Regions from separate parts of the Homo sapiens genome. Here region 2 is linked to region 1. The links are chromatin loops, found by intact Hi-C in ENCODE. Cell type or tissue: dorsolateral prefrontal cortex. All regions are shown on one strand. Links, peaks and the distances in the headings refer to the core of each region. The heading gives the core; the rest is flanking DNA. Region 1 overlaps TP53BP1 (tumor protein p53 binding protein 1). Region 2 has its middle 6.2 kb from the start of TP53BP1.

What was found. A loop is a pair of places that touch in the nucleus more often than their neighbours do. Peaks named below come from ENCODE experiments on the same cell type or tissue, not always from the same donor. Only the 100,000 strongest peaks of a DNase experiment are listed, where the experiment ranks them.
Region 2: it touches region 1 in a loop (4-fold over the local background); 3 of 110 quality-filtered maps call a loop at or near these places.

The regions. Positions count from the first base shown.
Region 1 is chr15:43,436,999-43,444,998 of GRCh38, reverse strand. It overlaps TP53BP1 (tumor protein p53 binding protein 1), which reads left to right. Exons shown (of 28, transcript NM_001141980.3): 15 at 3,416-3,473; 16 at 6,583-6,675. Among named protein-coding and RNA genes, the nearest start is that of TP53BP1, 52 kb to the left of the region's middle. RefSeq lists an enhancer at 2,382-2,985. In dorsolateral prefrontal cortex, for the core only: a CTCF peak has its summit at 3,979 (motif pointing left); a DNase peak (open chromatin) is centred at 4,015; H3K4me3 peaks cover 1,187 bases; H3K27ac peaks cover 4,763 bases.
Region 2 is chr15:43,493,596-43,505,124 of GRCh38, reverse strand. It overlaps a transcript of TP53BP1 not described here. Among named protein-coding and RNA genes, the nearest start is that of TP53BP1, 6.2 kb to the right of the region's middle. RefSeq lists enhancers at 9,531-10,031, 11,528-11,529. In dorsolateral prefrontal cortex, for the core only: no CTCF peak of the experiment used is centred there; no DNase peak of the experiment used is centred there; H3K27ac peaks cover 179 bases.

The sequences.
Region 1 (8,000 bases), core at 1-8,000:
TAAGCTTGCGGGAGTTATTTATATCCTGCTGCTCAAGGTCATCACCAAGGTCTGATTTTTCACAAAAAAAAATTTGCAACCTCCAGCATAAATGGGTTAAGGAAGGATCCAAAAGAGGGAGGCATAGATTAAAGACGAGGGAATTGGGGGAAACAGTTGATGAATTAAGGCCCTGAAGAAGTTGGGAGGGGAAGCTATTGAAGACTACACAGAATAGGTTGGATAAGCAGGACTTCTTCTTCCCTGAGACCAGAGAAAAGTAATTTTAGCTAATACATTTTTAGCTCTTACTGTATACCAGGTACTTCACATGTATAGCTCATTAAATCTCATAAGAAGCCGATGAACTAGATCCTATTATTATCCTCCTTTTACAGATGAGGAAACTGAGGCACAGGAAGGTTGAGCGCCTTCCCTAAACATAGCTAGTAAATGGAGTAGCCGGGATACAAATCCAGGAAGTCTGGTTCCAAATCTTTGATGCTGTGGTACTTACTGATTTGAATCTTAGCAACTCAGTAGACTGAGTTAAAGTATTACATGGTTCCATCCTTACTATCATCTTTTCCGGAATAAATAAGGGCTTATTGCCAGGCATGGTGGTTGGTGCGCTTCTATAATCCCAGCAATGCCAGAGGCTGAGGTGGGAGGTGTGCTTAAACCCAGAAGTACAAGACCAGCCTGGGCAACATAGTGACATCTCATCTCAAAAATAAAAATTTTAAAAAGGGTTTGTCAAGAGAGAGAGTATGTGATAGCCTTAAATCTTACTTTACCTTTGGATCTGAAATTACAACTAGCGAAGTGTTAAGGATGGTTATATCAGTAAATTTTACTACCTTTCCTAATACCAGGAGCATAGTATCAAGGACTGTATTCAGTGTTACTTACATCATTTCATCCTTACAACAAACTTTTTAGGTTTGTTGTGTTTTTATCTTATAGAGGAGGACACTGAGACTCAAAATGACAAAGTAGTTTACTCCTAGGTTGGACTATTAAGTGCAATAGCCAGGGTGTGAGCCAGGTTTCTATTTCAGAGCCAGGGCTCCAACTGAATTTCAGCTGCCTCCCTGATGGACTGTTTAGATTATGTTGGGTCATGAATATTTTAGAAATAATTAAAAACCATTTAAGGGTTGTTTTCTCTAAGGCTGGTATAAATTGTAAATGAACAAATTTTAATCCCTTGAAATTAGTGACATTGTTGTGAGAATATGGGATTTTTTTCAGTACGACCTTTAATCTGTTGCTGCATGTTCTTGAAAATGTCCTTTTTGTTTCTTTTTGTTGTTATTGTTGTTGAGACAGGGCTTCTCCCTGTCACCCAGGCTGGAGTGCAATGGGGTGATCTCAGCTCACTGCAGCCTCCATCTCCCAGGCTCAAGCGATCCTCCCATCTTAGCCCCCTGAGTAGGTGGGACTACAGGCACGCCCACCACCCATGCCTGGTTAATTTTTGTATTTATTATAGAGATGGGGCTTCGCCATGTTAGCCAGGCTGGTGTTGAACTCCTGGGCTCAAGCGATCCTCCTGCCTTGGCCTCTCAAAGTATTGGGATTACATGAGTGAGCCACCGTGCCTGGCCACCCTTTGTTTTTGAAGTGTCTGTCCTAAAGCACTTTGGGAAGAACTTGGGTACCTTCTATTTGTGGGTGCTCTAAAAACTATTTAAAATTAGTTCATCAACCTAAAATATTTTCTACTTATTTTATTAAGTTCTTTTATTTTTAATTTGTTTTTAATATGATATAAATTTTAAAAAGTTTTTGGTTTTTAATTTTGTATTATTACATACTTTTTTAACTTCTTATATGGGCAGAGATGAATTTGGATTCAGAAGTTTAATTTTCATTTAAGAATGTTACTGCTGGCCGGGTGTGGTGGCTCATGCCTGTAATCCCAGCACTTTGGGAGGCTGAGGTGGGTGGATCACCTGAGGTCAGGAGTTCGAGACCAGCCTGGCCAAGATGGTGAAACCCCATCTCTACTAAAAATATAAAAATTAGCCGGACATGGTGGCAGGTACCTGTAATCCCAGCTACTCGGGAGGCTAAGGCAGCAGAATCTCTTGAACCCGAGAGGCGGAGGTTGCAGTGAGCTGAGATCATGCCACTGCACTCCAGCCTGAGCAACAGAGTGAGATTCTGTCTCCAAAAAAAAAAAAAAAAAAAAAAAAAAAGAATATTACTGCTAAGGGCTAGGTGTCGTAGCTCGTATGTGTAATCCCAGCACACTTTGGGAACCTGAGGCGGGTGAATCACCTGAGGTCGGAAGTTTGAGACCAGCCTGGTCAACATGGTGAAACCCCATCTCTACTAAAAATACAAAAATTAGCTGGGTGTGGTGGTGCACACCTGTAATCCCAGCTACTCAGGAGGGTGAGGCATGAGAATCGCTTGAACCCAGGAGACACAGGTTGCAGCAAGTCGAGATTACGCCGCTGCACTCTAGCCTGGGCAACGGAGTAAGACTCTGTCTCCAAAAAAAAAAAAAGTTACTCATTGTATTGTATTTCTTGCCAATCTTATTAGTCTTTTATAGGAAGTTTGAAAGAAAATTGATTGGTGGAAGTGAGAAAAACTTGTACCATTAAATTACAAGAAATAGCCAGCCGGGCACAGTGGCTCTTGCCTGTAATCCCAGCACTTTGGGAGACCGAGGCGGGCGGATCACGAGGTCAGGAGATTGAGACCATCCTGGCTAACACGGTGAAACCCCGTCTCGACTAAAAATACAAAAAAATTAGCCGGGCGTGGTGGCGGGCACCTGTAGTTTCAGCTGCTGGGGAGGCTGAGGCAGGAGAATGGCGTGAACCCGGGAGGCAGAGCTTGCAGTGAGCCGAGATTGCGCCACTGCACTCCAGCCTGGGCGACAGAGTGAGACTCTGTCTCAAAAAAAAAAAAAAAAAAAAATTAAAACAAATCTGGCCTGCACTGCAGCCTGGGTGACAGAGCGAGACTGTTGTCTCAAAACAAACAAACAAAAAACAAGAAATCTGGCAGATCACTTGATTTCAGGAGTTTGAGACCAGCTTGGGAAACTTGGCAAAACCCTGTCTTTCCTAAAAAATACAAAAAATTAGCTGGACGTGGTGGCGCATGCCTGTAGTCCCAGCTACTCGGGAGGTTGAGGCAGGAGATCGCTTGAACCCAGGAGGCGGAGGTTGCAGTGAGCTGAGATCACGCTACTGCCCTCCAGCTTGGGTGATAGAGTGAGACTGTCTCAAAATAAAGAAATAAATAAATAAAATTACAAGAAATGTTTGTATGTTTATACTTACTAGTTTTACTTATTTTTATTTCTTTTTGTTATTTTTTGCAAATACTAGTAGAGCAGAGTGAAGGTTTAGGTGTGATACTAACTAAATTCTGTTTCTCTTTCCTTTCTCTCCTTGGTTTTGTTTTTATTCAGAGCCTGCAACTGGTGAAAGAAAAAATGGATCTACTGCTGTTGCTGAGTCTGTTGCCAGGTAACCAAAGCTGGATGCTATTTAGAGTTTAATACACAGCTACTGGTGATGAGGGTAGATGGTTTATCAACAAAGGAAAAAAGTTAAAATGAGAAAGTTAAAATGAGACTCTTTCATAAAGGATTTAGCAATGTTTTGAATGGATCATAGACTTTTTAGTTAATACTTTTTTAAGTTCAGTGAAGCTTTTTTCTACACCTAGAACTAAGATAATTGAAATGTCTTTACTTTTGTTCATGTGAGAGTTCCTTTCCCCCCTTTTTTCTGTTGCTGATACAAGAGTCTCCACAATCTCAGGATTGTTGATCCAATTGATGAGAAAAAGAAGGATTAACAAGAGATAGCTACAGACCTTGTTCCTTCTGCAATCGCATACTCAGCTGCAGCCTCAGGTCATTTTCTCTTCTGCCTGCCAAATTAACTACTATGTTGAGCTGTTATTTTTGCTTTGTCATGGATGTTGTAATGCTTTGAGGACGAGTATGACCCCATACTGAGGTTTTGGTTGGTAAGCTTTGCCATCTGGTGGCTGTGAGAATACAATTGTTTCAGGCATGAGTCATCCAGCCTGAAAACGCTAATAGCAGTTGGTGAAACATAGGCAAGAATTCTTCTTTTATTTTCTTTTTTATTTTTTGAGACAGAATCTTGCTCTGTTGCCCAGGCTGGAGTGCGGTGGTGAGATCATGGCTCACTGTGACCTCAACATCCTGACCTCCAGCTATCCTCCTGCCTCAGCCACCTGAGTAGCTGGGGCTACAGGCATGTACCACCTCATCTGGCTAATTTTTGTATTTTTTGTAGAGATGAGGATTTTACTATGTTGCCCAGGCTGGCCTTGAACTCCTGGGCTCAAGTGATCCACCTGCCTTGACTTCCCAAAGTGCTAGGATTACAGATGTGAGCTACCATGCCCCACCAAGAATTCTTAAATTAGAGGCTAGGCGGGTACTGTTAATAACTAAAGTGGCTAGGTACAAGACAGAGTGTTTTTTTTTTGTTTTTTTTTTTGAGACGGAGTCTCACTCTGTCATCCAGGCTGGAGTGCAGTGGCACGATCTCCGCTCACTGCAAGCTCCGCCTCCCGGGTCCACACCATTCTCCTGCCTCAGCCTCCCAAGTAGCTGGGACTACAGGTGCCAGCCACCACGCCTGGCTAATTTTTTTTTTGTATTTTTAGTGGAGACGGGGTTTCACCGTGTTAGCCAGGATGGTCTCGATCTCCTGACCTCGTGATCCGCCCGCAAGACAGAGTGTTGAGGACAATGGCAAACTGAATGTATGGTCCATGTGAAAGGGTGTGCCCCACTCAACTCCAGCCAGTAGTTGTCATGTGAAACTGCAAACTTCTTGTTGCCACATCTTTGTTTTTAGAAAGAAATCTGGATTTTTAAAAATAAAATATCAAATAAAAGAGGCCTGTGGACTAAATGTGACCTCACTTGTGAGTTTCTGACCTTTTTCAAAGTCTTTTGATCTGTTCTTAGCTATGTCTTAGAGAGATTAGTTCCTCATTGGGCTATTAGTATATTTAATCTGAAACATAAGTACCGTAGAGTCCTTTTTCATTTGAAGATCCCTTAATGATATATAGTCTTAGAAGCTGAAGAAAGTGGAGTGTGTATCTGGTCCATTTGGCTTTAACAGAATTTTTGGCCAGGAATAAGTTGTTATTAGTCTGTACTTGTGCATATTCAGAGGGAACAGAGTATGTTGCTGAAGCTTCTAGAACTCTTAGGGTAGAAAGTAGAGAGGAGAAAATAAGGAAAAACTTTGAGCAGAGGGTTGGAATGGTGGATCCTAGAATGAGATGAAATTTTTGATATTGTTGTGAATAAATTTTTCTATATAAGAATCTAAATTTAAAAAAATTCGACTTGTTTGCTATTGTGTTCACTCTAACAAATCATCTAAAGTAAGCTCTGTCACAATATTGGAAGTGGTCCTTGGTTCATCTGCATTTAGGTGGAGATTTTTTGTTTGTTTGTTTGAGACAGGGTCTCACTTTGTCAACCAGGCTGCAGTGCAGTGGTGCAATCACAGTTCACTGCAGCCTTGACCTCCCAGGCTCAAGCGATCCTCCTGCCTCAACCCCACAGGGTGCTGGGACTACAGGCACCTGCCACCAGGGGCTAATTTTTGTGTTTTTAGTAGAGATGGGGTTTCGTCATGTTGCCCAGGCTAGTCTCTAACTCCTGAAGCTCAAGTGATCCACCTGGCTTGGCCTCCCAAAGTGGTAGGATTACAGGTATAAGCCACCGTGCCCAGCGTACATGAAACTTTTAAGTGTTGTTTGTAACTGTACTCTGTTCAAATTACTTGCTGTCACCTTATTTCTCAATCATTTTACTACAGAAGGTTTCAAGCATATACGAAAGTAGAGAGAGTAGTATAATGGACTGCCATGTATTCATCACCCAGTTCCAAAAATTTCTTATGGCCAGTCTTGATTCATTTATATTTCCAGCACCCCCCTCCCTACTGAATTATTTTGAAGATAATTTCAGCATTATATAATTTTATCTGAAATACTTCAGTGCTGTCTCCAAAAGATAAGGATTCTTATTTTAAACTTAACCGTATTACTATTATCATACTTTAAAAAATTGACAATGGTTCCTTAATATCATGAAATATTCAATGTTCAGATTTCTCTGATTGTCTCATAAATGGTGTTTTACAGTTTGACTCAAGATCTAAATAAGGTCTGCATATTGCATTTGATTATATCTCTTTAAGTCTTTTAAAATACAGAGTACCCCTCCAGTCTTTTTTTTTTTTTTTTTTTTTTTTTTTTGCCTCTTGCTTGCAAATTATTTGTTGAAGGTACAGATTGTTGTATGGTTTTCTACATTCTGGATTTTGCTGATCGCATCTTTATGGTATTTAATACAGTCCTCTGTCCACCTTATTTCCAGTGAATCTTCCTTGAGAATTTTAAATTATGCTAATTCAAAACAAGTATGGAGAATTTGCATTTTGGTGTAAGGTGGTTTGGAGTTTGATATGCAGAGAAAGCATTTTATTTCCTCTGTGCATAAAAGGATAATCTCCAAAAGTACTTTTCTTTTCAAAGTTAACAATATATTGCTTTAATATATTGTCTTAGTCCCCAGAAGACCATGTCTGTGTTGAGCTGTATCTGTGAAGCCAGGCAAGAGAATGAGGCTCGAAGTGAGGATCCCCCCACCACACCCATCAGGTAAGCATTATTTTTATAGAATCTTTTGGGCTCCATTGGTTCACAAAATGGTTAGTGCCCAAATCCTAATATGTACTGTGCTGTGGTTTGAATGTGGCATGTGTTGGAAACTTAACCCCCAGTGCAACAGTGTTGAGAGGTAATTAGTGGTATTGGTATAAAGCTACAGAAGTTGACCACACATACACAAAAAAGAGGTAATTAGGTCGTGGGGGCACTGCCCATATGTATGCATTAAGGCTGTTGCCGTGAGCATGGGTTAATTATAAAAGGCTGAAGGGGCAGTTTGGCCCCCTTTCCACCTTCTTGAATGCACCCTCACCATGTGATGTCTTTCCACCGTGTTACGATGCAGCTAGAAGGCCCTTACCAGCTGGCCGTCTAGATGCTAGTGCCATGTCCTTGGACATTTCAGCATTCAGAACCATGAGCCAAATCCTGTAAATCTTTTTCTTTATCAATTTCCCAGTCTGGTGGGAATTCTGTTATAGCAGCAGAAAACAGACTAAGATGTACTGCTACTGTTTTGTGAGCTTGAGCTTACCTTATTTTTTTATACCTTGAGGGACTATAGTGTATTCTGGATAGATTGATGAGCTGTCATGAGAAATTTTGTTAAATATTTTATAGATACACATTTTTGTCTTTATCTGCCAGTTGTATCAATTTGAAATGACTGACTTCATAAATGTATTTATTAATTTATTTTGAGATAGGGTCTCACTCTGTCACCCAGGCTGGAGTGAAGTGGCGTGAACATGGCTCACTGAAGCCTTTACCTCTTGGGCTTCAGCCTCCCAAGTAGCTAGGACCACAAGCATGCGCCACCATACCGGCTAATTTTTCTATTCTTTGTAGAGATGGCTTCTCACTGTGTTGTCCAGTCTGGTTTCAAACTCTTGGGATCAAGCAGTCCTCCCACCTTGGCGTCCAGAAGTGTTAGGAATACAAGTGTGAGCCACCGTGCCCTACGGTGAAAATAATTTATATAATTCCTCATTTCTTAGATTAGTTTTTCTTATTTTGGGAATCATGTTTACTTTTAACAGACTTTTTATTTCTCCTTAGTTTCCCACAGAGCAAAATATGAGATGTTTAACATCCCAAATTTAAAGTTTTTCAGACTTAATGGAATTAATTTTTCCATAATTTCTTTTTCTTTTTAGAGACAGGGTCTCACTCTGTCACCCAGGCTGAGGTGCAGTGGTGCAGTAATAGCTCACGGCAGCCCCAAATTCCTAGGCTCAAGCAATCCTCCTGCCTGAACCCCCTGAGTGGCTAGGACTACAGGCATGTGCTGCCGTGTCTGGCTAATTTTTTTTTTT
Region 2 (11,529 bases), core at 2,766-10,765, 57 kb before region 1:
TTCTCAAAGATCCTTCATAATATGCCCTAACTTCCCTTTCCAACATTACCTCCTGCAAATATCCTGTTTTTATTTTATTTTTAAAATTTTATTTATTTATTTTTTGAAACGGAGTCTCGCTCTGTCACCCAGACTGGAGTGCAGTGGCACGATCTCGGCTCACTGCAACCTCCGCCTGCCAGGTTCAAGCAATTCTCTTGCCTCACCTTCCCGAGTAGCTGGGATTGCAGGTGTGCACCAACACACCTGGCTAATTTTTTATATTTTTGGTAGAGACAGGGTTTCACCATTTGGCCAGGCTGGTCTTGAACTCCTGACCTCAGGTGATCTCTCCGCCTCGGCCTCCCAAAGTACTGGGATTACAGGAGTGAGACACCGTGCCTGGCCGCAAATATCCTGTATCAACCTTTTTATTCAGTCAGTCTGAACCACTTGCCTTTTTCTCATTCTTGTATTTTTTGTTTAGGCTGTTCATTTTTCCTTGAATACTCTGTTTTCCTTAACTCATCTAAGGATTTATTTATTTACCTTTACCTTATTTGTGGAATAAAGATTCATCTCATTCCACAAAGGATTTAAGGGATATGACCGAACTCAAACCCAACTACTTCTGCAGAACTGACTTTCTTACTTACCAACTATGTGAACTTTGGCAACTTGCTTATCTTCTCTGTGCTTCAGTTTCCTTGTCTGTAAAATTAAAATAATAGCACCCCACCTTATAGGGATTATTTTGAGAATTAAGTGGAACAACCTTTTAAATATGCTTAGCACAATGCCTGGAATTCATTCATTCATTCAATAGTATTTATGGCCAGGCACGGTGGGTCACATTTATAATCCCAGCACTTTGGGAGGCTAAAGCAGGAGGATCACTTGAGGCAAAAGTATCACTTGAGGTTGCAGTGAGCTGTGATCGTGCCAGTGCGCTCCAGCTTGGGCAACAGAGCAAGACTCTGTCTCAAAAAATTTTTGTTTTAATTTATTGATTGATTTGTAGAGATGAGGAGGGGGGTCTTGCTATTTTGCACAGGCTGGTCTCGAACTCCTAGCCTCAAGCAATCCTCCCATCTTGGTCTCCCAAAGCTATGGGATTACAGGCTTTAGCCACCATTCCTGGCCCTCCCGTATGCATTAAATTGTCTCTTGATTACCTGTAATAACTAATACAGTGTAAATGCTATGTATATAGGTGTATTGTTTGGCAAATAATTACAAGAAAAAAAAGTCTGTGAATGTTCAGTACGGAACCAACCACCCTTTTTTTCTGAATATTTTCAATTCATGGTTGGTTGAATCCACAGATGCAGAATCCACATATAGGGAAGGCTGACTATATTTTAAAACACTGCAAAGAAGAATCAGGAGAAGGCAGGGTGAGACTTCAGACTAAGATGTAAGCCTGACATCTGTGGAAGGAGAGAGGGAAGGAAGGAGGATTGGAAAGGAAGAATCTTTTTTTTTTTGAGATGGAGTCTTGCTCTGTTGCCCAGGCTGGAGTGTAGTGGCGTCATCTCTGCTTACTGCAACCTCCGCCTCCCGGGTTCAAACAATTCTCCTGCCTCAGCCTCCCGAGTAGCTGGAATTACAGGCGCTGGCCACCATGCCCGGCTAATTTTTTGTATTTTTAGTAGAAACAGAGTTTTGCCACGTTGGCCAGGCTGGTCTTGAAATCCTGACATCAGGTAATCCACCTGCCTCAGGCTCCTGAAGTGTTGGGATTACAGGTGTGAGCCACTCTGCCCAGCCCAGTGGTACATTTTCATGGTTGTCACAGTACATACTGCATGAATAAGTTTATCTGAAATTCTAGAATGGGCAAAACTAATCTACAGTGACAGAAAGCAACTAAATGATTGCCCAGGGCTGGGAATTGATTGCAAAGGGCACAGGGAACTTTTTGGGTGATTGATATGTTCTATATTTGATTGGAGTCATAGCTACACACACCCGCGCATGCGCGCACACACACACGCACCCATTTATTGAACTCATCAAACTCTACACTTAAAATGGGCCCAATTTTAATTGTACATAAATGATATATAAAGTTGACTAAAAAACACAAGATAGGCCGGGCAAGGTGGCTCACGCATGTAATCCCAGCAGTTTTGGAGGCCAAGGCGGGTTGATCGCTTGAGTCCAGGAGTTGAAGACCAGCCTGGCCAACACGGCAAAACCCCGTCTCTACTAAAAATACAAAAATTAGCTGGGGGTGGTGGTGTGCGCCTGTAATCCCAGCTACTTGGGAGGTTGTACAAGAATCGCTTGAACCCGGGAGACAGAGGTTGCAGTGAGCTGAGATCATGCCATCACACTCCAGCTGGAGTGACAAAGTGAGACTCTGCCTCAAGAAAAAAACAAATGGCAGGGCACGGTGGCTCACGCGTGTAATCCCAACACTTTAGGAGGCCAAGGTGGGCAGATCATGAGGACAGGAGATTGAGACCATTTTGGCTAACATAGTGAAACCCCGTCTCTACTAAAAAATACAAAAAAAAAAAAAATAGGTCGTGGTGGCGGGCGCCTGTAGTCCCAGCTGCTCAGGAGGCTGAGGCAGGAGAATGGTGTGAACCCGGGAGGCGGAGCTTGCAGTGAGCCAAGATCGCGCTACTGCACTCCAGCCTGGGTGACAGAGTGAGACTCAAAAAAAAATGAGAAAAAAAACAAACATGAGATATCACTTCACACTGACAAACCAAATGTTAGTGAGAATGTGGAGCACCTGAAACTAATATGTTGTTAGTGGAAGTATAAAATTATACAATCATTTTATTTATTTATTTTTAATTTGTTTTTAAGAGACATAGTCTTGCTGTGTTGCCCAGGCTGGAGTGCAAGTGGTGCGATCATAGCTCACTGCAACCTTGAACTCCTGGGCTCAATTGATCTTCCCACCTCAGCCTCCCTAGTAGCTGGTACTACAGGCTGGTGCCACCATGCTTGACTAATTTTTAAAACATTTTTTTGTAGAGATAAGGCCTCCCTGTATTGCCCAGGCTGGTCTTGAACTTCTGGCTCAAGCGAACCTCTCAACTCAGCCTCCCAAAATGTTGGGATTACAGGCACGAGCCACTGCAGGTGGCCTACAGTCATTTTCAAAAACTGTTTTTGGCAGTTTCTTATAAAGTGAAAGGAGCACACATCCTATGACCCAGCAGTTCCACTTCTAGTTATCTACCCAAGATAAATGAAAACAAATGTTCACAAAACGAATTGTTTATAAATGTTCATAGCAACTTTATTTATAATAGTCTAAACCCAAATATGCAGTAATAGGAGAATTAATAAAACAAGTTGTGTTGCATACAATTGAATGTTGCTGAGCAATGAAAAAGAATGAAGTACTGATGCATGCAGCAACATGCAAAATGTTGAGCAAAAGAAGCTGGACACAAAAGACCACGTACTGTGTGATTCCATTTATATAAAATAGTATTACAGGTAAAATTAATCTATGGTCATAGAAGTTACAATATGACTGCCTTGTGGAATGGGGATTGACTGGAAGGGACCATGAATAACTCTCTGGAGTGATGACAATGTTCTATATATTGATTGATATGTAGGTTTCATGGCTGTATATGTTTGTCAAAGCTCATCAAATTACTGGCCAAGCACGGTGGCCCATGCCTGTGTTCCCAGCATTTTGGGAGGTCGAGGTGGGAGAATTGCTTGAGCCCAGGAGTTCAAGACCCACCTGAGCAACATAGTGTAACCCCATCTCTACAAAAGAAAGAAAAATTAGCCAGGTGTGGTGGTGCATACCTGTAGTCCCAGCCCCGAGGAGACTGAGCTGGGAGGATTGCTTGAGCCCAGGAGCTGAGCCCAGGAGTTCAAGGCTGTGGTGAGCTATGATCAAGCCATTGCACTCTAGCCTCGGCCACAGAGCAAGACCCTGTCTCTTAAAAAAAAAAAAAATTACACAATTAAGAGCTATAGATTTCACTGTATGTAAATTTTACCTCAATAAAAATATCAGTCACTAAAAATAAAAAACAAAATGAAAGAAACAAGCCTAACTATTGAATTGGTAGTATTGTTTTAAGTGATTTTAAAATACAGTAATTTAACTTTATATATATGTGTTTTTTAGACAGACTGTCACTGTCACCCAGGCTGGTGTGCAGTGGCATGATCACTGCTCACTGCAGACTTGACCTCCTGAGCTCAAGTGATCCTCCTGCATTGGCCTCCCAAAGTTCTGGGATGTAAGCCACCATGCCTGGCCTGTTCATTTTCTTTGGGTGTGTTGACGGTGTTCTTATGTTTAAAATATTCTCTTTATTTTATTTTATTTCTTTGAGACAGAGTCTCACTCTGTCGCCCAGGCTGGAGTGCAGCAGCGTGATTTCGGCTCAGTGCAACCTCCGCCTCCCAGGTTCAAGTGATTCTCCTGCCTCAGCCTCCCAAGTAGTTGGGACTACAGGTGCTCGCCACCATGCCCAGCTAATTTTTGTATTTTTTAATAGGGATGGGGTTTCACCATGTTGGCCAGGCTGGTCTTAAACTTCTGACCTCAGGTGGTCCACCCACCTCAGCCTCCCAAAGTGCTGGGATTTTAAGTGTGAGCCACCAAGCCTGGCCTAAAATATTCTCTATATTTTAGACACAGAAGTATTTTGGTTAAAATTATATGATGTCTGGGATTTGTTTAGAAATCAGTTTGGGGGAAGTGGGTGGATATAGATGAAATAAGATTGAGCATTTGTTTGAAAAAAAAAAATTTCAACAAAAGAAGATTGAGCATTTGTTGCTAATTGTTGAAGGTGTATTATATAAGTACATAGCTTTTAAAATTTTTTCTGTTAATAAAAAGACAGTATCTTCAAGCTTTTTGTTATAAGCAACCAGAAGGGTGAAGTTGCCATCAACTGAGATGGGGAAGGCTGCAGGTGGAGTAGACTTGGTAGAAGAGATGAGTTCAATTTTAAGCATGTTGAATTTGAGATGTCAATTGGACATCAAAATGAAGATATTGAATAGGCAGTTAGATACATAAATTGGTAATTTGGGAGAGAGGTGTGGGTCAAAGACGTAGTTAGGAGTCATTGGCATATAGATTGTATTTATAGCAATGTGACTGGATGAAATCAAGAAAGGAGTGAGAGTAAATAGAACTTAGAACATAGTAAGTGCTCAAGAAGTATTCATTATAACCACATGACTAAAATTATTTCGATTTGTCTCACAATTCCTACAGAACTTTTATTGTATCTTGTACTATCATTATTTCTATGTCTTATCTCCTTCCTAGATTGTAAATTCTTTGAAGCTAGAAACTAGATATTACTCATCCTTATACACTGCTCTCTCTCCACCACCACCATGGAGCCAAAATGGTACCTTGCATTTAAGTGAATTGAAATTAATAAATGAACCTGAGTTTGTGAAGAAATTTTTGGTCAGTTTTATGGGTTTTCTGACTTGCTCTGACTTTCAGTTCTTGAGACTCTGTGTGATGTGCTTATATGTGAGTAGAGCCAAGATGCATTACTGCTATTCTTGCCACTTGTTAGTTAGCACACTAGCTCTGTACAAGTCCAGATCAGCCTTTGAGACCTAGCTGTACTGAAGACACTGCAGAAGGGATATGCTCAGAGTAGAATGGGAAAGTGTAATAATGACACAGGAAGTAGGATCCAAGAGTAGGCACTGTGTTCATGCTATGTTACTTTTACTTTATTATTTATTATTATTTTTTAAATTTTATTTGAGGTTCAGGGGTACATGTGCAGGTTTGTTAAATAGGTAAGTTGCATTATCACGGGGTTTGGTGTACAGATTATTTTGCCACACAGGTAACAAGCATAGTAACTGATAGTTTTTGATTCTCATCCTCCTCCCCCTCTCCACCCTTAAGTAGGCCCCAGAGTCTGTTGTTCCCTTCTTTGTACGTAGACGTTACTTTATGTACACACACTACCTCAGAATATGAGTAACTATTTCACAGCTCAGCCACTAGGACACAGTGGTGTCCTTGTCCACTGAAGTCTTCTCTTATATTCTTTTTAGATTTCTCAGCCCCAGGACATAAAAACTCCCTTCTTTCCATTGAAACATAAGAGTTTAGGAGTAACTGGTTTGTTTTGTTTTTTTTTTTTTGTTGTTGTTGTTTTTAATTTGCAAAATGAACTTTTCTCACCTTCTACCATCCTGGGTCTGATTTCTGGCAGTTTCCATAGTCTCTAAGTATATTCCTTCTCTTGTCCTCATGCTGTTCCTATGTCAGGTGCAGGTTAACTTTTCTTTAGTTTTGCTTAGTACCAAACTGCCCAGCTCCAATCTTGGATAATTTGGTACCATTCTCTTTCTTTATTTTTTATTTAATAACCAGAGTATAATTATCAAGATCAGGAAAATAACATTGATTCGTTACTAATCTACAGACCTTATTCAGATATCAACAGTGCTCCCATTAGAATTATTTATAGAAGAAGGGAAACCAAGTTCTTGTCCAGGATTCAGTTCTGGATCATCTGTTACATTTAATGGTTTTGTCTTTGTAGTCTTCTCAAATCTAGAACATTTCTTGAGACTTTGATTGTCATTCTTGACCTTGGCAGCACTTCTTTCTCTCTCTCTCTCTTTCTCTTTGGAGAATATGGGCTGTTTATCTGTAAAGCACCCATTAATGTGGATTTATCTGATTTTTTCTCATGATCAGATTCAGGTTATAGATTTTTGGCAAGAATACAATTAAAGTGTGATATATCCTCAGTGCATTATATCAAGTGACACAGATGGCTTTTTGTTCCCTTACTGGTATATTAACTGAGATCACTTGGTTGAGTTGGTGAATACCAGGTTTCTTCACTGCAAATTTACCACTTTTCTCTTTGTAATAATTCAGTACATTTTAGGGAGATACTTTGAGATCATGTATATACCCTCTTTCACCATATTATGAGTTTTAGCATTAATGATATTTATTTTGAATCATCTTTATTGTGAAACATAGCACACATAAAGTGAATAAAATAAAATATAAATGTACAAATTTATGAATTATAAATAGTATACCTGTGTAATGCCTCTGGTAATAAAAAATAGAACATTTCCAAGCACCTCACATGCCTCTTAATGAATTACAACCCCACTGTTACCTATACAATTAACCATACATTCTTTTATTGCAATCCTGTTATTAAAATTTTTTATGATCTAAGTACACATCTTTAAATATTAAAGTTTAGTCTCATTGAAAAACTTTTGTTACTGTAGTAAAATACACATAACATAAATGTACCATTATAACCATTTTTAAGTGTATGGTTCAGTGGCATTAAGTACATTTACATTGTTGTGCAACCATCACCACCATCCATCTCCAGAACTTTTTCATCTTCCCAAACTGAAGCTATGTAAATCATTAAACAATAAATTCCCTTTCCTCCCTCCTCCTAGCTCCTGGCAGCCACCATTCTACTTTCTCTCTTTCTGAATTTGCCTACTCTAGGTACCTCGTATAAGTGGAATCACACAATATTTGTTCTTTTGTGTCTGGCTTATTTCACTTAGCATAATGTTTTCAAGGTTCATCTGTGTTGAGCATGTTCATATCACTCTCGATTTTTATTCTATAGTACTGGCTTCCAGGAAGTTAGGAATTGGAAAGAAAGCTGAGATGGTAGAGAAGAGCCAGGATTTATCGAGTCACAGGATGAGAATTTTGAGGAGGGAATGGCAACAGCATCAGACACTACAGACGTCAAAGATAATGAGGTAATTTGTTGTTGTTTTTTGAGGCAGAGTCTCACTCTGTAGCCCAGGCTGGGGTGCAGTGGTGCGATCTCGGCTCACTGCAACCTCTGCCTCCCAGGTTCAAGTGATTCTTCCACCTCAGCCTCCTGAGTAGCTGGGAATACAGGTGCACACCACCATTGTATTTTTAATAGAGACGGGGTTTCACCATGCTGGCCAGGCTAGTCTTGAACTCCTGAGCTCAAGCAATCAGCCTGCCTTGGCCTCCCAAAGTACTGGGATTACTTGAGCTACCGCACCTGGCTGATAATGAGGTAATTTGACAAGAAAATTTTAGAATCAGTCATTAACATGTTTAGAGTAACTACTTTGTGTCTGGCATTGTGCTAGGCATTAGATTTATGGAGGTTGAAGCCAGACTGCAAACGTAGAGAAGTAGAGTGGACAGGAGATGATACTTGGATGTGAAGATTTGATTACTTCTATACAAAGAGGGGAGAGGCTGGGCACTATGGCTCATGCCTGTAATCCCAGCACTTTGGGAGGCTGAGGTGGGCGGATCACCTGAGGCCGGAGTTCGAGACCTGCTTGACCAACATGGAGAAACTCTGTCTCTACTAAAAATACAAAATTAGCCAGGTGTGTTGCACATGCCTGTAATCCTAGCTACTCAGGAGGCTGAGGCAGGAGAATCAGTTGAACCCAGGAGGCAGGGGTTGCCGTAAGCGGAGATCACACCATTGCACTCCAGCCTGGGCAAAAAGAGTGAAACTCCATCTCAAAAAAAAAAAAAAAAAAGGAATATATGATTGTTTTCCTATCATTAAATTTGGCACTTGTCAATTCTCCTCAGTAGAGTACTCTGCCACTGAGCTCCAAAACTATGAGTTTTCATAAGATCGTGAAGCAACTTTAAAGGTTGGTGGAATACCTGTGAGGGAAGAATAAGCTGGGCTAGGGTTCTTTTGCTTAAGAAGTCTTTGAGGAGGCTTCAGAAAAATACTCACAAACTAAGTCATATAGTATTTAGATTTGTTGTTTGATGGTTTGAAATTTATTATATAATTATAGGACCAAATGAGATGATCCCAACTTAATGACATCTATCTAGGTTTTAAAGATAGCAGTTAAAGACAATATGAGAGGAAATGGCTTTAAATTCTATAATAAAGGATTTAGGTTAGAAGATTAGAAGATTAATATTAGAAGAAAAATTTCTGACAATGAGGTTTGTTAAACTTTAAAGCAAGTTAACCTAAGATCTGATGAGCCTTCTCTGGGAGGGCTTTAGAGGTAAGTTAGATTTCTCTGTCTAAGGTGGTTTAGGAAAAGATGTTACCTGTAGACAGGTAGATGTGCTGTTGGTCCTTTGCAGTCTAGGAGTCAATAAAGGCCTTTGGCTCATCTAGCTGCAACCATTCTGCCTGTAGTTTATTTTTCTGGATAATTTAATGATTAATTTAATTGCCACACTGCCTAACAAGGAATTAATAGTTTTTCTTAACAGTTTTTTTTAAGATTCTTGTTTAGTAATGCAAATGGCTCACTCATTTATTTATCTATTTTTAGTCAGGCTGAGGTTTTTAGGCTTTTTTTTTTTTTTTGAGACGGGGTCTCACTCTGTCACCCAGGCTGGAGTGCAGTGGCGCGATCTCTGCTGACTGCAAGCTCCGCCTCCCGGGTTCACGCCATTCTCCTGCCTCAGCCTCCCAAGTAGCTGGGACTACAGGCGCCTGCCCGCGCACCCGGCTAATTTTTTGTATTTTTAGTAGAGACCGTGTTTCACCGTGTTAGCCAGGATGGTCTCGATCTCCTGACCTCGTGATCTGCCCGACTTGGCCTCCCAGAGTGCTGGGATTACAGGCGTGAGCTACCGCACCTGGCTTTTGTGTGTGTGTGTGTGTGTGTGTGTGTGTGTGTGTGTGACGGAGTCTCACTCTGCTGCCCACGCTGGAGTGCAGTGGCACGATCTCGGCTCACTGTAACCTACGCCTCCAGGGTTCAAGCAATTCTCCTGCCTCAGCCTCCTGAGTAGCTGGGACTACAGGCGCCCACCACCATGCCCAGCTGATTTTTTGTATTTTTAGTAGAGGCGGGGTTTCACTATCTTAGCCAGGATGGTCTCGATCTCCTGACCTCATGATCCGCCCGCCTCGTCCTCCCAAAGTGCTGGGATTACAGGTGTGAGCCACTGCGCCTGGCGGTTTTTAGGTTTTTATTGTTGTTGTTTCAGACAGGGTCTCACTCTCTTGCCCAGGCTGGAGCACAGTGTTGCAATCTTGGCTCATTGCAACCTGTGCCTCCTAGTTCAGGAGATGCTCTCACCTCAGCCTCCTGAGTAGCTGGGACTACAGGCACATGCCACCACACCCAGCTAATTTTTTTCGTATATTTTTTAGAGATGGGCTTTTGCCATGTTGCCCAGGCTGGTCTCAAATTCCTGGGCTCAAGTAATCCACCTGCCTCTGCCTCCCAAAGTGCTGGGATTACAGGTGTAAGCCACTGCGCCCAGCCATTTTATGTTTCGACAAACACACTTGTCAAGTAATCAAACAGATCTGTTTATTTGTGCCTCACTTGGGGAGGAAGCAGAAGCAGGCTGGAGAAGAAAAGCAAAAAAATGGTAACTTTTGGGGGATTTTTATGGGACTCAAGGTCATGATTTACTCATAACAGGACCTGGTTGGTTGTGCCCTCTCAAATAGAGCAGATGAACTCACTTTGTCCAGCTAGTGTAGTTAGTATTGCTCTAACCTGGTCTTTAAGTATTAGATTTGTTTAGTCACTGGTGTTCTGCAGCTTTAGGAGTGGAGTATGAAAAGAGTCAATTATAAATGATTTTAAGATTAAGAAGTGAGATGCATCTCTGTGTGGTCCATTTCATTTTAGCTCCACTAATAAAACATACTGGCGACCATAATTATATTCCAGTTATAGCAGTAATAGATTCTAGATTTTTCAGGACAGTTTCAAGGAGTCAGTCCTTTTGTTCCCATAAGTAACGTGTATTCAGACAACATGCTTTGAATTTGGTTTGGAAAATAGGATCACTGTAATTTATAGCAGCAGTGAGAAGACTGGTAGGAAGCTCCACTTCAGCTTTGCCTATATCACGTGCTGAATTGGGCATTTACAGAAATGGAGAATCATGGTTGGGCTGTGCCGAAATAAATCTGAGCCTGGGGTAGAAAGAGAAAACTGCCTCATATTGAATGCCTACTATGTATATGTTTGGCACTGTGCTAGGTGCTTTCCCTATTGACAGCTGCTCTGGCTAGAATTCTATCCTGGATCCAACTGCCACTTAAATAATATACCCCCACCCCTCAACAACAACAACAACAAAACAAACACATATGCCACATGGGGCTTAGTTCATTAAGACTCGTCACAGCTGCCACACCCTCTTTAAGACCCTGGCACCATAATTAGGATAATAGAATCTCTGGGTTTGGAAGTATCTTTGAGGTCATCTAGTTAGAAGGGGTGGCAGCTGTTCTCTTTACCATGGAGTTTGAGAATGACAGTGCTCAATTCTCTCAATGGGAGGTGCAAAATATGTCTGGGGCTGTAGTCTCTGCAGGCAATCCCATAAAAGATAAGGCAACGATAAACAAGTGTGAAGCTTGAAATACGTCCTAGGCGGAAAAGGGCAATGGGAAGAAATATGGCTTACTGGAGCCCTTATACAATGTAAAAACAAACAAATACTAAAAACGCCCTGGCAGAGATGTAATGTCAGGCCCTTGGATTCAGGGTAGAGGCCCACAAAAGGGATCCTGATTGACACAGGTTAACCCTGTGTCAAAGAAGAAAGAGTCTCTT